Regions from separate parts of the Homo sapiens genome. Here region 1 is linked to region 2. A link is an interaction called in ENCODE POLR2A ChIA-PET data of the cell type or tissue named here. Cell type or tissue: OCI-LY7. All regions are shown on one strand.

Evidence for each region. ChIA-PET counts read pairs that join two places held together with the same protein. Peaks named below come from ENCODE experiments on the same cell type or tissue, not always from the same donor. Only the 100,000 strongest peaks of a DNase experiment are listed, where the experiment ranks them.
Region 1: POLR2A ChIA-PET joins it to region 2 with 5 read pairs; 2 of 35 experiments call an interaction of 5 or more read pairs at or near these places.

What each region holds. Positions count from the first base shown.
Region 1 is chr4:165,181,107-165,189,106 of GRCh38, reverse strand. No RefSeq gene overlaps it. Among named protein-coding and RNA genes, the nearest start is that of KLHL2, 22 kb to the left of the region's middle. In OCI-LY7, no CTCF peak of the experiment used is centred here; no DNase peak of the experiment used is centred here.
Region 2 is chr4:165,282,640-165,290,639 of GRCh38, reverse strand. The region is part of intron 5 of KLHL2 (kelch like family member 2); the gene reads right to left. Among named protein-coding and RNA genes, the nearest start is that of GK3, 6.9 kb to the right of the region's middle. In OCI-LY7, CTCF peaks have their summits at 1,166 and 1,387; a DNase peak (open chromatin) is centred at 3,479; H3K4me3 peaks cover 879 bases; H3K27ac peaks cover 1,144 bases.

The DNA of each region.
Region 1 (8,000 bases), 100 kb after region 2:
CTACCATGATTATGAGGCCTTCTCAGCCATGTGGAACTGTAAGTTCATTAAACATCTTTCTGTTGTAAATTGCCCAGTCTAGGGTATGTCTTTATCAGCAGTGTGAAAATGAGCAAATACAGTAAATTGGTACCAGTAGAGTAGGGTCCTGCTGAAAAGATACCTGAAAATGTGGAAGCAACTTTGGAAGTGGGTAACAGGCAGAGGTTGGAACAGTTTGGAGAGCTCAGAAGAAGACAGAAAAATGTGGGAAAGTTTGGAACTTCCTAGAGAGTTGTTAAATGGCTTTGACGAAAATGCTGATAGTAATGTGAACAATAAGGCCCAGGCTTAGGAGGTCTCAGATGGAGATGAGGAACTTGTTTGGGAACTGGAGCAAAGGTGACTCTTGTTATATCTTAGCAAAGAGATTGGAGGCATTTTCCCCTGCCCCAGAGATTTGTAGAACTTTGAACTTGAGAGAGATGATTTAAGGTATCTGGCAGAAGAAATTTCTAAGCAGCAAACCATTCAAGACGTGACTTGGGTGCTGTTAAAGGCATTCAGTTTTATAAGGGAAGCACAGCATAAAAGTTCAGAAAATTTGCAGCTTGACAATGCAATAGAAAAGAAAAATCCATTTTCTGAGGAGAAATTCAAGCTGACTGCAGAAATTTACATAAGTAACGAGGAGCCAAATGTTAATCACCCAGGCAATGGGGAAAATGTCTCTAGGGCATCTCAGAGGTCTTCATGGCAGCACTTCCCATCACAGGTCTGGAGGTTTAGGAGGAAAAAGTGGTCTTGTGGGCCAGGCTCAGGGTCCCCATGCTGTGTGCAGCCTAGGGACTTGGTGTCCTGCATCCCAGCCACTCCAGCCAAAGCTGAAAGGGGCCAATATAGGGCTCGAGTCGAGGCTTCAGAGGGTGCAAGCGTCAAGCCTTGGCGGCTTCCATGTGATATTGAGCCTGCCAGTGCACAGAAGTCAAGAATTGAGGTTTGGGACCTCTGCCTAGATTTCAGAGGCTGTATGGAAACTCCTGGATGCCCAGGCAGAAGTTTGCTGCAGGGGCAGGGCCCTTATGGAGATCCTCTGCTAGGACAGTGCAGAAGAGAAATGTGGGGTTGAATCCCCCACACAGGGTCTCTACTGGGCGACTGCCTAGTGAAGCTGTGAGAAGAGGGCCACCATCCTCCAGATTTCAGATTAGTAGAACCACCGACAGCTTGCACCATGCACCTGGAAAAGCCACAGACACTCAATGACAACCTGTGAAAGCAGCCAGGAGGAGGGATATACCCTGCAAATCCATATGGGCAGAGCTGCCCAAGGCCATGGGAGCCTACCTCTTGCATCAGCTTGACCTGGATATGAGACATGCAGTCAAAGAAATCATTTTGGAGCTTTAAGATTTGACTTCCCCACTGGATTTTGGACTTGTGTGGGGCCTGTAACCTCTTTGTTTTGGCCAATTTCTCTCATTTGGAATGGCTGTATTTACCCAATGCCTGCATTCCCATTGTATCTAGGAATTAACTAACTTGCTTTTGATTTCACAGGCTCATAGGTGAAAGGGACTTGCCTTGTCTCAGATGAGACTTTGGGCTGTGGACTTTTGAGTTAATGCTGAAATGAGTTATGACTTTGGGAACAGTTGGGAAAGCATGATTGGCTTTGAAATGTGAAGATGTGAGATTTGGGAAGAACCAGGGGTGGAATGATATGGTTTGGCTGTGTCTTCACCCAAGTCTCATCCTGAATTCCCATGTGTTGTGGGAGGGACCTAGGGGGAGGTAATTGAGTCATGGGGACAGGTCTTTCCCATGCTGTTCTCATGACAGTGAATAAGTCTCACAAGATCTGATGGTTGTAAAAAGGGGAGTTTCCCTGCATAAGCTCTCTTCTCTTGTCGACCACCATGTGAGACGTGCCTTTCACCTTCTGCCATGATTGTGGGAGGCCTCCCCAGCCACGTGGAACCGTAAGTCCATTAAACATCTTTCTTTTGTAAATTGCCGAGTCTCAGATATGTCTTTTTCAGCAGTGTGAAAACGAACTAATACACTGACCCAGCCTGGACTTTGCTGGGTGGCCTGCTTCACCCTCCAACCTTAGTATTCTCACTGTCACTTTCAACTGATGATTTGGATCCTTACCTTTGTCTACACCATCTCCCAACATGTTGCTTATGAGGAAAAAGATGCCGACAAATATGCATTAGACAAATCAACACTAAATCCACAAAATTTTCAGAATCCTGTTTAATGTTAAAATAAATGTCCTAGAAATAGCTAAAATCAAACCATAAGGAACTGAGGTCTGGAATGTTTTCCAGAAGGTTTATACACATGACACAATTACCATTCCTGTGTGATAAAACTAACGATGAGGATTCCAGTAAAATCTCATTAAATAAACAGTATTTAAGAAGCTGAGATAATTCTAGCATAGGTAAGATCACGATCTTTGTACTTTTTCTATGAAAGTGTTTGATAAATAAACTATAAATAGAAAAAAATCACGAGGGAACTATTAGCTTTCCTTAGGAAGTCCTTTCAGGCACTCTTGAAATTCTGTAGCAGCATTTATTTGCATATGAATGATGAACTAATTAAAAATGATTTTTACCTGTTTGTTAAAACAGGTCCAAAAGGAACTCTCCTTGAAAATGTCTGAGAATCAGCTCATATTTTGAGAGAACTTAAAAATACATTCGTAGATATCAAAAAGAATTTTATAAATCAGATTTTAATTCACTTAAGCCTTTCAGATAATTATTCTGAATTAGAATTTTCACTGTGTTAAGCTATTTTACCTATGTACTGATAACTTTTAACAAAGTGTTTTGGGAAGGATAGCAAATGGAGAATTACTTTGAATATTTTAACCCAGATAAGTCAGCCCAGACAAACCTAGTTGCATATTATGGGACCAAACTGCAACACATTGCCTGAAAAGAAAGGTCATGAAAAACACAAAAAGATAAGAGCAGTATCCTTCTACAAGTGGCTCTGCTTATGTCTTGAAATAAGTCTTCCTCCGTGGAATACAGGTGGAATGCCCCATTTGTTCTCTCAGGAATGTGTTTCTTCTCGAAGAGTTCAGCATAGCTATTATGAAACAGATGGGTATAAATGTGAAAATGTTTGTATTTCCTATGTTATTTGCTTCCAAATTATATATGCTTTTGATTGTTATTTTGTAATTCCAGTTTCTGGCAGCAATAGACTTGTTATCCTAAAATGTTAAATCCCTGTGCATTGTAGTGAACAGCATTTTCTACTTGTTACCATAGATCCAATTTTATGACGATTTTTAATTTTGATCTTGTGGTTCTTTTTAAACTTAAAAATCAAGTATATTTTTCTTAATTTTCTGTCTCTCTCCAAGTGCTCCCTCCACCACCGTCCTTATTACCAAATCTCCCCGTCTTTACTTTTCTGGTCACCTCCAGCCCCAATCAACAAAACCCGTGAACTTTTGGAATTGCCACTTGGCAAGGGTAATGATTATCTGTTTCAGTTCTGAAATTCAGTGCCAAATATTTCAACTTAACTCGGCCTTTAATCAAGCTAATCAAGTCACAGATTAAGCCATCCAAATTCACAGCTTGCTAATGAACTAGACAAGTATGGAATGGAGGAGGAAACTGGAACAGAACACTCTGGGTACTGTATGATCCTATTCGTCCCTCTGTCACCTCTTTCACCAAGAAAATTTTCTTTTTTTTTTTTCTTTTGAGACAGAGCCTCACTCTGTAGCCAGGCTGTGGTGCAGTGGTGTGATCTCAGCTCACTGCAACCTCCGCCTCCCAGGTTCAAGCGATTCTCCTGCCGCAGCCTCCTGAGTAGCTGGGACTATAGGCGCATGCCACCATGCCCAGCTAATTTTTTGTATTTTTGGTACAGGCGGGGTTTTACCATGTTGGTCAGGCTAGTCTTGGACTCCTGACCTCGTGATCCACCCACCTCCGCCTCCCAAAATGCTGGGATTACAGGCGTAAGCCATCGTGCCCAGCCGAAAATTTTCCTCTGCTTCCATCTAAATGACCAGTTCTTTTACATTCTCCTTCCTTTACAGTAGTTATCAGTATTTGCTAGTGCTTCTCAATCATTTTCAACATATATATGTAGTTTTTCCCTGAAGTTTTGCTTTCTATAGTTTTATTACAAAAATCAAAGTGTTTCCTTCAAAAACATAAAAATATAATGTTGAATTATTTTCCTCTCATCCATCCTGAGGAGTGGAGGGGTTTGACTCTCCATTTTCCAACATGGCCCACTTTGAGAATCACCAGTCCAACTAACTGTACAGTTCTTTGGAGCTTGACTAGTGAACTGTCAAAATTGAGAAAGAAACCCTAAAGAAAAGTTGTGGTTGTTGTAGATATTCTAAATTGCATTAAACCAAGAGTTTGGGCTATAAATAGGGATGTAGCTGGTCCCTGGGGAAAATGTTTAAGTTCTAAGTTGATACTAGAACTTTACAATAATGACTTTAGATTCTAATAAAAACTAGCAGCCCATGGTAATCCTTGTGCTTCCATCCATGCTAAAGAAAATTTAGAGAGCTGTTTGACTAATTGAAACAAATTTTCTGTTTTCAATCTCTTATTCAAAATATGTGGTTCTGCACTGTAGCTTTCGTACTAAATTGGCCTACGCACATTACTGGGAAAAAAAAATAAAAGCCGGAAGTTAGTGACAGCCTAATGGATAAAGCTGAACAAATTGGAACAATGGAGTAAGCTTGACTCTGTTCGCATTTCTCTGACTTTGGGAACTTTGAGCTTTCTAAAACTGAATTTTTTTTTAATCTTCCTTGGCAAGGCACTGAGCTAGGATTCATCTATGAACATGAAATATTGAAAATATTTAAATTTACACATGTTTTTCATTGTGGAACTATATTTTTCCTTTTAGTTATCAATATACAATAAGTTTATTCATAGTATTTTTTTCTTTTTGATCAAAATAAATTATCAATATTATCTCATCATAAACCCTACTGCTCCCTGTGGAGTACAGTAATGTTATCTTTTTAAAAATTTTTTTTAATTTGGCTGACAGAATCTAGAAATAAAGAAGTTTGTTCAAGCTAAACAGTGTTACAGTGCTGCAGGTAGAAATATAATTCAAGATGACAGGGTCTAAAATTTCTCAATCATGTTTTAATACAATAACAAATTTATTGACTGTATATGGTTTCAAGGAAACTTAGTAAAGACAAAATTTTCTTTAGAGGATGTCTGTTGACATCGTTATACAAAAAAAAAAAAACCCTCCTAAGTAAGCATATGTAAAAATTTATAAGAAATATAAAGGACTTCTATTGCATTCAATATTATGGAGATCTTGCCTAATAGATGTTGGCATTCAGACATGCTTCAGGTCAGGGAAAATCAGACGAAATCTACTTCTAAATGTATTCAATTCTCTCTGGAACATAATAACCTCTTGAAATATATTTGGTAGTTCAATTACCAATTCTTGTTTCTTTGCCAGAAATACGTTTCTGGCAATGATGTGCAATGAACTTGGCCTTGCCATAATACTGTTCTTTGGCTTCTGGCTGCAGATATGTTTCTTTCATGGGAGTCAATGATGCTTTACAGTAATGCCTTTTCTGGTCTTGTGATATATTACTTTTTAATATTTCGCCACAAGAATGTCTGCAAATTGAAAAAATTTAAGTTTCTGAACACTGAATGTCACTTTTGAATATAAATGTGATATTTTGGTGGTAGAATGTTTCAAAGGGATACATGAAGCCAGGCATGGTGGCTTATGCCTATAATCCCAGAACTTTGTGAGGTCAAGACAGGAGGATTGCTTGAGGCCAGGAGTGCGAGACTACCCTGACCAGCATGGCAAAACACCATCTCTATTCTAAATAAATAAATAAATAATTTCTAAAAAGGGATACGTGAATGCTACTTGAACTCTTCGAGGCCACATTTTGGGAAATGGAGTTATCTGAGTGTATATGAACCACCTTTTTTTTCCAGTGTACTATGTACCTTCCAGTATTTCCTCTAGCCACCAAGCTGTTTTTACGTATTCCTTTAGGACTAAGTGTGCTTTTAGGGTAGAAATACTGTTGACATGGTCACTGCTCTCATGTCTGTACAAGACTGCTAACACATGCACTGCCATGTTGAAAAGGAGCCACATGTAGGGCAATATATTAAAACCAACTTACTGTTTTTAAATATAATGCGTGCTCAATGTAAACAAAATCTCACATAACAGAAAAGTACAGAAAAGAAAGTAAACATATACCTAAAATTCATCACCATAGAGAAAGCTTGATATCAGTGTGGTGAATATCCTCTAGACATTTCTCTGTGCAAATACACACGTTTATAGACAAACACAGTTTCACATAAATGAAATCATACTGCACTTGCTGTTCTGAAACATGCTTCCTTTCAGTCCACCATTTGTCCCAGACATCTTTCCATACCTATCAGTACAGAGCTACTTTTCTCTTTTACAGGCTGCAGTGTGTTCTACTGAATGCATGTACCATAATTTACTTAATTATCTGGGCTGATTCTGAATTTCTATTATGAACAAAGCCACAGTGAGTATCCTTATGGTTCCAGCTGTTCTCATGTTTTCAGTTATTCCTTTTGTATTAATTCCTATATGTGGCAGTTTGGGTTATTTTTATGCATATTGCCAAACTGTACTCTAGAAGTATTATATTAATTTACATTTACACCAATAGGATATGAGAGTATCCATTTCCTGAAATCATCTCCAACTCTGAATGTTACTATCTTTTAAAATATTTAACAATTGGACAAAAAAAAAAGTATTTCAACGATGGTTTTAATATTGTTTGACTGGTCTTTGGTTTCTAATAAACTAGACCATCTAATATATGTATTGGTCATTTGGATATCTTCTTTTTATAAATTTTCTGTCCATTATCTTTTGTCATTTTTCTTTTGTTTGTTCTTCCTTGTATGTAAGATATATTTTTATTTTCAGCCCTTTGTTATAGATCATGCTGCAAAAACATTTCTCAATTTGTCCTCTCTCTCTTCCTTCTTTATAGTGTGAGTTGTGAGTTTGTTTTTTGTTTGATCGTTTGCAACACAGAACTTTAAAATGTCAAAGTTATCAATTTTATTCTTTTTGGTTCCTGAATTTTTGTAATATTGTTTTAAAAGGCCTGCCATCCCTTAAAGGAAAAATATCCATTATTTTTCTTTTAGCACTTCTGACATTTCATCAGTCACACTTGCATCCATGATCCATCTAGAAGACATTTGTGTGTAAGGAGTTGAAATCTTTTTTTAATTGAGAACTAAATATATATATATTTATGGTGTACAACCTGATGTTGTAAAATATGTATATTTTGTGAAATGGCTTAATCTAGCTAATTAGCATTACCTCACATACTTATCATTATTTTGTGTGTGGTGAGAACACTTAAAATCTACTTTCTTAGCAATTTTCAAGTATATAATACATTGTTATTAACTATAGCTACATATTGTACAATAGAACTCTTGAATTTATTTCTCCAGTCTAACTGAAATTTTGTATCCCTGGACCAAGGGCTCCCCACTCTACCCCACCCCCGGCCCCTGATAACCACAATTCTGCTTGGGAGTTGAAATCTTGATCTGTTTTATTTTTCCCAGATAACTGACCTGTTGTCCAAAACCCTTACGGAGTAATCAATTTTTTACCATGTTTTTTGAAATTTTACCTTTATCATATAAGTGAATATGTATAAATATATCCACAATAGTGATTAATTGTATTTGGAATCAGACGACAGAACTCAGTAAAATTTGATCATTTTCTTTTTTTTTTTTTTTTTTTTTTTTTTGAGATGGAATTTCACTCCCTCACCCAGGCTGGAGTGCAATGGCGCAATCTTGGCTCACTGTAACCTCCGCCTCCTGGGTTCAAGAGATTCTCATGCCTCAGCCTCCTGAGTAGTTGGGACTACAGGCGTGTGCCACCATACCCGGCTAATTTTTGTATTTTTAGTGGAG
Region 2 (8,000 bases):
TTCTATATCTAAAATATAATCCCGCTAATTCCTGACTTTACCAGAAGTTTATATAAAAAAATTATACACTAAGGAAGTTTTCTTTATACACTAAGAAAAAAGGGAAAACTTTTTCAATAGTTGAGTTTGTTTTTTAAAGACTGAACATATTTAAACAAACAAACAAACAAAAAACAAGGTTCTTTATATTAAAAGTTCCAAAGTAGGCCAGGCGCAGTGGCTCACGCCTGTAATCCCAGAATCTTGGGAGGCTGAGGAGGGTGGGTCACTTGAGTCCAGGGGTTCAAGACCAGCCTGGCCAACATAGTAAAACACCATCTCTACAAAAAATTAGCTGGGCATGGTGGTGCATGTTTGTAGTCCCAACTACTTGGGAGACTAAGGTAGGAAGATCACCTGTGCCCAGGAGGTCAAGGCTACAGTGAGCCATGATCGTGCCACTATACTCCTGCCTGACAGAGTGAGACCCTGTCTCAAAAAAAAACAAATAAAAAAAGAGCTCTAAAATATTGAGAAATAAATTCATTTTAATGAAAAGCTGGCAAACAGCATATAAATTTAGAAACATTTATGAATACCAACTTGGAAATTCAAACAGAAAACACAGCAGCCACTGAACAAAAGAGAAGCTAACATAAATCTCTTTCTATCCATTATAAAAATATTTTCACCTTCAAATGTATGTCTACAGTGATTTTGGGTTAAGTTTCTTCTGTATATTTTAAATCTGAATCAAAGCAAGAGATTGCTGGCCGCCTTATGCTTTTCATGAGGGGAAAGAACTCTCCAGTGGTAACAAACATAACTGAGAGAACTTTTCCATACTGTGACTACATGTTATCTTAGTCTCTGCTTCACTGACCAGAAAAAAATGGACTTGCTAAAAAGCCAACTTGGTGGTGATTTTTTAAAAGTCAGCAATTACATAAATGTAGAAGGGCATTAGTAAACTCTATCCAAAACCAAGTCTGGGATCTAAATTCATTGTGTATTCTTTCCTAGTGTATCAAAGAAGGTTAAGAGGGCAAGGAAAATAGTCAACTATTACAACTTTATTGACAAAACCATAACACAGCTGTCACTCAAACACCACCCCTTCACCACTTACCAAAAAAAAAAAAAAAAAAAAACCAAACCAAAAATTAGCCTAAAGGAAAAGTGAAGAAGAAATGTTCAAATTAAAAGTAACTTTCATTGTGTACATATACATGTTTTTAAATAATTCTAATTCTCAAATACTTTTATTTTCTATTGGAACAATCCCTCCTCCTTAGAAAAATTTTTAAGTATTGATATCTAATGTTTACATTCTTATACTGAGCTTTCTTTGGAAAGGATGTGGTTAACATATATGGAGCATTACTAAAATATAGAGGGCACTATTTGGCAACATCTGGAGTAAATTAGTTTACTTTAGGGCCTGCCTTTCTTCTATTTATATTAACTGTATATTTCTTCAAGTGTTCTACAGTATTTACTGATAGGCAATTTAATGAGATTGTTGCTTGTAACACACTTCCTAAGGACCCAACACTTTACACAGTCAGGAAGCACTAGATGACTGGCAAAGTCACTCTAAGGCATGCATGGAAAATTCTATAGGAAGAAAGGCAAGAAGCCTAGTGCAGCTCACCTGTTATTTTATATGTTCTTGATGCCAATCACTATTAGTCTGTCTGGTGCTTAGTTCATGACATTAAATGCTCTTATATTACCACTAGTACTAATAAAAATGATGTAACATGAACATTCCTTCCCTGGCCTCAAGCCACAAAACCATGAGGATCAAAGTTAAAAAAAAAAAAAAAAGCAACAACCCTATTATGAAACAGTATGCTATTTCATACTGCTGGTGGGAGTATAAATCAGCACAATCTTTACAGAGAGCAATTTTGAAATCTCATCCTACAAATATACTTGACCACTCATGAAATGACACACTCTGAGTTATTCACTGTAGCACTGCTTTTAACAACTACAAAAGAGAGTTCATCAGTAGACACTAGTTTAAAACATAGTATATCCATACAATGGAATATTCTGCATCTGTAAAAATGAACAAGGAAGCTCATGATATGAAAAAAGCTTTAGGAAATACTGTCAGCTTAGAAAGGAAGAACGACAGATGTGAGAATGCATTTTTTCAGTGGCTAGATTGTTTGTTCTATGAACCATGTGAATGGATTACTTATCCTCTCCATGCAAGAAAACAAAACAAAACCGAGAAACTAATAATAGTGATTATCTTTAGAGGGGAGAGAAATGAGGAACAAGGGTGAAAGGATGACTCTTTCAATGTATACCGTTCAAATATTTTTAAATCCTCATGTATATGGTAAAATGATCTTTGACAAGAGTGCCAAGACCACTCAATGGGAAAAGAACAATCTCTTCAACAAATTGTGCTAGGAAAACTAGACATCCACATAGAAAAGAATGAAGGTGGATCATATACGCCATACACAAAAATTAATTCAAAATGGACTAAGGATCTAAATGTAAGACTCAAAACTATAAAATTCCTAGAAGTAAACACAGGGGGGAAAGTTTCGTGACACTGGATTTGTCAATAATTTCTTGGAAATGACACCAAAAGCTCAGGCAACGAAGACAAATGGGACTACATCAAAGTTAAAAGTTCAGTGCATCAAAGGACACAATAAAGAAAAAAGGCAACCTGTAGAAGAGAAGAAAATATTTGCAAGTCATGTATCTGACAAAGAGTTAATATCCAGAATATAAAAATATCTCCTACAACTCAACAACAACAAAAATCAAATAACCCAATTTAAAAATGAGCAAAGGACTGGAATAAACGTTTCTCCAAAGACGATATACAAATTGCCAATAAGCGTATGAATAGATGATAGATGTTCAACATAACTAATCATCAGAGAAAATACAACTCAAAACCACAATGAGATATTACCCCACACCCATTAGGGTGGCTACTAGCAAACAAACAAACAAACCAGAAAATAACAATTGTTGGCAAAGATGTTAAGATACTAGAAACCTTGTGCACTGTTGGTAAGATTATAAAATAATGCAACTATTATAAAAAAAAGCATGGAGGTTACTCGAAAAATTAAAAGTAGAACTACCATATGATCCAACAATCCCACTTCTGTGTATATATCCAGAAGAATGGAAAGCAGGGTCTTGAAGACATATTTGTACACCCATGTTCACAGAAGCATGACTCACAATAGCAAGAGGCAGAAGCAGGTATCCACTGATTAATGAATGGATAAATGAAATTGGTATATACATACACTATATATACATACAATTCCTTAAAAAGGAAGGAAATCCTGTCACAATGCAACATGGATGAAGCTTGAGAACATTATGCTAAGTGTAGTGAGCCAGTCACAAAAATAAAAAAATACTGTATGATTCCACTAATATGAGGTATCTAAAGGAGTCAAATTTATAGAAACAGGAAGTATAATAATACTTGCCAGGGACAGCGGAAAGTAGAAAAGACGAGTTGTTTAAAAGGTACAGAGTTTCAGTTTTGCAAAATGAAGACGTTCTAGAGATCTGTTTCACAATAAAGCAAGTACTTATACATGACACTACTGAGTGGAACACTTAAAATGGCTAAGGTGGTAAATTTCATGTTATATGTTCCTTAACACAAATATTTTTAAAAGTTTATAACCATTTGAAAACACTGGTGATGAAAATTAAAAAACAAAAATAAAAACAAAGCAAGCAACTAGATCCAACTACTTTCCTTCCCCAGTGAGAAAGGAAGTGTTGCTATAGACAGTCAATGCATGTCACTGTCTTGACTTCAGTGGACAAATACCTGCTCTGCTAAAAAAGAAAGATCACTGGGTTAACATCCCTATGTTTGGCTGCTGTCCTACCTTGTCAGCCTCCACACCAGACTTCTCAAGAGCAGATCTCAATTCTGAAGCCTCTGCGTGCTGATGCACACTCACATCTTTATGTTATGGCATAGCCTCTGGCTCAATTTTACCTTGAAATAGTTCTTTGGAAGTCTTTTTCTTGGCATTGGTCCTTCTCAACCTCTCTGCTGATTTTAAGCTTAATGGCCTTCTCTACTGGTTAGGATTCTATATATGTTTCTACCTTTCTGACCACTGAATCTGCCTCCTTTACCTCCCTAAAACTAGGTATTACTATGGTCCTGCCTGCCTTCAGCCTCCTTTTGATTCTCCACTTGTTCTGTCTTAACTATCTAATGTATATTACTGTCCACAGTTATCTTTATTACCCTAATATTGTTGCTCCCAGATCCAACCTCTCCCCCCAAACCCCAATGTTTGAATTTCTAGCTGTCTGTTAGTCTCCATATGAATATGATCTAATCATCATGGCTCTTTTAAACAAGACAGAGCCACCCATACACCATGAAACCAGTACCACATACAAGCAGTCCTCTAAAACCTTCAGATTAATTACTACCTTGGGCCACTTACCTTGGCCTGTTTTGAGCTCTGTGGTCTGACTTTTCATCATTGTGCATTTTTCCACTGATGCTATGCTTCACTCTTTGGCCTGATACTTTGATAAAGATTCTCTAATGTCTGTTGATATTCCTCTCAACATAAATCAAGTTCTTCCTCTGGCCAAGCTGTCTTTGGCTACTGTTAAACATCTTGCCCAATCTGAGAACCTTTAAATTGATACTGCACTTCACTGCTGGCTCTCCCTCAAGCAAACAAGATGAGGATATACCTACGTTTCAAACCGTTTCAGTGACCTCCTCCAGACACCTGCTGGACCTCCCGTGTTCCCTTTGTATCCTAATGGCTTCACTCTGATTCCAAGGATGAATGAAGTCTTAGTCACAGTCATTTTTGCCTCCCTCCCTCTATTATGTGATTAAAAACATAAAATTTACCACCGTAACCATTTTTAAGTGTAAAGTTTAACAGTGTTAAGTATATCCACACTGGGCCAGGCATGGCGGCTCATGCCTGTAATCCCAGCACTTTGGGAGGCCGAGGCAGGTGGAACACCTGAGGTCAAAAGTTCGATACCAGCCTGGCCAACATGATGAAACCCCGTCTCTACTAAAAATACAAAAATTAGCCAGGAATGGTGGCGGGAACCTGTAATCCCAGCTACTTGGGAGGCTGAGGCAGGAGAATTGCTTGAACCCAGGAGGCAGAGGTTGCAGTGAGCCTAGATTGCACCACTGCACTCTAGCCTAGGGAACAAGAACGAAACTCCATCTCAAAAAAAGTAGTATATTCACACTGTTATGAAAAAGATCTAACATTTTCATCTTGCAAATATGAAATTCATTAAGTAACTACCCTTTCCCTCATCATCCCACTCTTTTTTAACCCCTAATGTGAATTATTTCATAAACCCTGTTAATTCTTTCTCAGTAATGCCATAAAAATCATAAGATTTAATGGTATAAGAGATCTGAAAGGTCACCTGACACAGCTTCTATAATATGTATTCGTAACCTCAAAAATTTTCACAATAAATGGTTATCTGGCTGTAGTTTACACACATCAACAGATGGCAAGACAGTCATATCATCCTTGAACACTGATAAGGTTTGGCTCTGTGTCCCCATCCAAATCTCATCTTGTAACTCCCATAATTCCCATGTGTTGTGGGAGGGACCTGGTGGGAGATGATTGAATTATGTGGGCAGGTCTTTCTCATGCTGTTCTCATGATAGTGAATGAGTCTCACGAGATCTGACGGTTTTAAAAATGGGAGTTTCCTTGCACAAGCTCTGTTTGCCTGCTGCCATCCATGTAGGATGTGACTTGCTTCTCCTTACATTCCACCATGATTGTGAGGCCTCCCCAGCCATGTGGAACTGTTAAGTCCAATAAACCTTTCTTTTGTAAATTGCCGAGTCTCAGATATGTCTTTATCAGCAGTGTGAAAATGAACCAGTACAGTAAATTGGTACCAGTAAAGTGGGGTGCTGCAGAAAAGATACCCAGAAATGCGGAAGCGACTTTGGAACTGAGTAACAGGCAGAGGTTGGAACAGTTTGGAGAGCTCAGAAGAAGATGACAGAAAAATGTGAGAAAGTTTAGAAGTCCCTAGAGATTTGTTGAATGGCTTTGACAAAAATGCTGATAATGATATGGACAATGAAATCCACGCCGAGATGGTGTCATATGGAGATGAGAAACTTGTTGGGAAATGAAGCAAAGGTGACTCTTGTTATGTTTTAGCAAAGAGACTGGCGGCATTTTGTCCCTGCCCTAGAGAACTGTGGAACTTTGAACTTGAGAGAGATGATTTAGGGTATCTAGTGGAAGAAATTTCTAAGCAAAGCATTCAAGAGGTGACTTGGGTACTGTTAAAGGCATTCAGTTTCGAAAGGGAAACAGAGCATAAAAGTTTGGAAAATTTGCAGCCTGACAATACAATAGAAAAGAAAATCCCATTTTCTCAGGCAAAATTCAAGACAGCTGCAGAAATTTGCATAAGTTACAAGGAACTGACTGTTAATCACCAAGACAATGGGGAAAATGTCTCCAGGGCATGTCAGAGACCTTTGCAGCAGCCCCTTCCATCACAGGCCCAGAGGCCTAGGAGGAAAAAGTGGTTTCATAGGCTGAGCCCAGGGTCCCTGTGCTGTGTGCAGCCTAAGGACACGGTGCCCTGTGTCCCAGCCACTCCAGCCGTGGCTGAAAGGGGCCAACATAGAGCTCAGGCCGTGGCCTCCAAGGGTGCAAGCCTCAAGCCTTGGCAGCTTCCACGTGGTGTTGAGCCTGTGAGTACACAGAAGTCAAGAATTGAGGTTTGGTAACCTCCACCTCGATTTCAGATGTATGAAAATGCCTGTATGCCCAGGCAGAAGTTTGCTGCAGGGGCGGGGTCCTCATGGGGAACCTCTGCTAGGGCAGTGCAGAAGAGAAATGTGGGGTCAGAGTCCCCACACAGAATCCCTACTGGGGTACTGCCTAGTGGAGCTGTGAGAAGAGGGCCACCATCCTCCAGAACCCAGAATGGTATCACTGATAGCCTGCACCATGTGCCTGGAAAAGCCATAGACACTCAACACCAGCCCCTGAAGGCAGCCAGGAGGTAGGAGCTGCCCAAGACTGTGGGAACCTACATCTTGCATCAGTGTCACCTGGATGTGAGACATGCAGTCAAAGGAGATCATTCTGGAGCTTTAAGATTTGACTGCCCCACTGGATTTCAGACTTGCATGGGGCCAGTAGCCCCTTTGTTTTGGCCAATTTCTCCCATTTGGAATGGCTGTATTTACCCAATGCTTGTATCCCCATTGTATCTAAGAAGTAACTAACTTGCCTTTGATTTTACAGGCTCATAGGCGAAAGGGACTTGACTTGTCTGGGATGAGACTTTGGACTGTGCACCTCTGAGTTAATGCTGAAATAAGTTAAGACTTTGGGGGACTGTTGGGAAGGCATAATTGGTTTTGAAATGTGAGGATATGAGATTTGGGAGGGGCCAGAGGTGGAATGATATAGTTTGGTTCTGTGTCTCCACAAAATCTCATCTTGCAGCTCCCATAATTCCCATGTGTTGTGGGAGGGACCCAGTGGAAGACAACTGAATTATGGGGATGGGTCTTTCCCATGCTGTTCTCGTGATAGTGAATAGGTATCATGAGATCTGATGGTTTTAAAAATGGGAGCTTCCTTGTACAAGCTCTCTTTGCCTGCTGCCATCCACATAAGATATGACTTGCTCCTCCTTGCCTTTCACCATGATTGTGAGGTCTCCCCAGCCATGTGGAACTGTTAAGTCCAATAAACCTCTTTCTTTTGTAAATTGCCCAGTCTCGGATATGTCTTTATCAGCAGCATGGAAATGGACTAATACAAACACTTACTATTAGAAGTTCTTCTGTACGTTGCTCTAAAATCTTTTTCACTCTTATTTTGCAACACTGATAATTCTGCCACCACAATAAACTGAACAAGATTAATCTGTCTCTTATGAAATTCCTCAAAATCTTACAGAGAGCATTATATTTTCCCAAATTATCCTTCAATGGTCTGTACAGT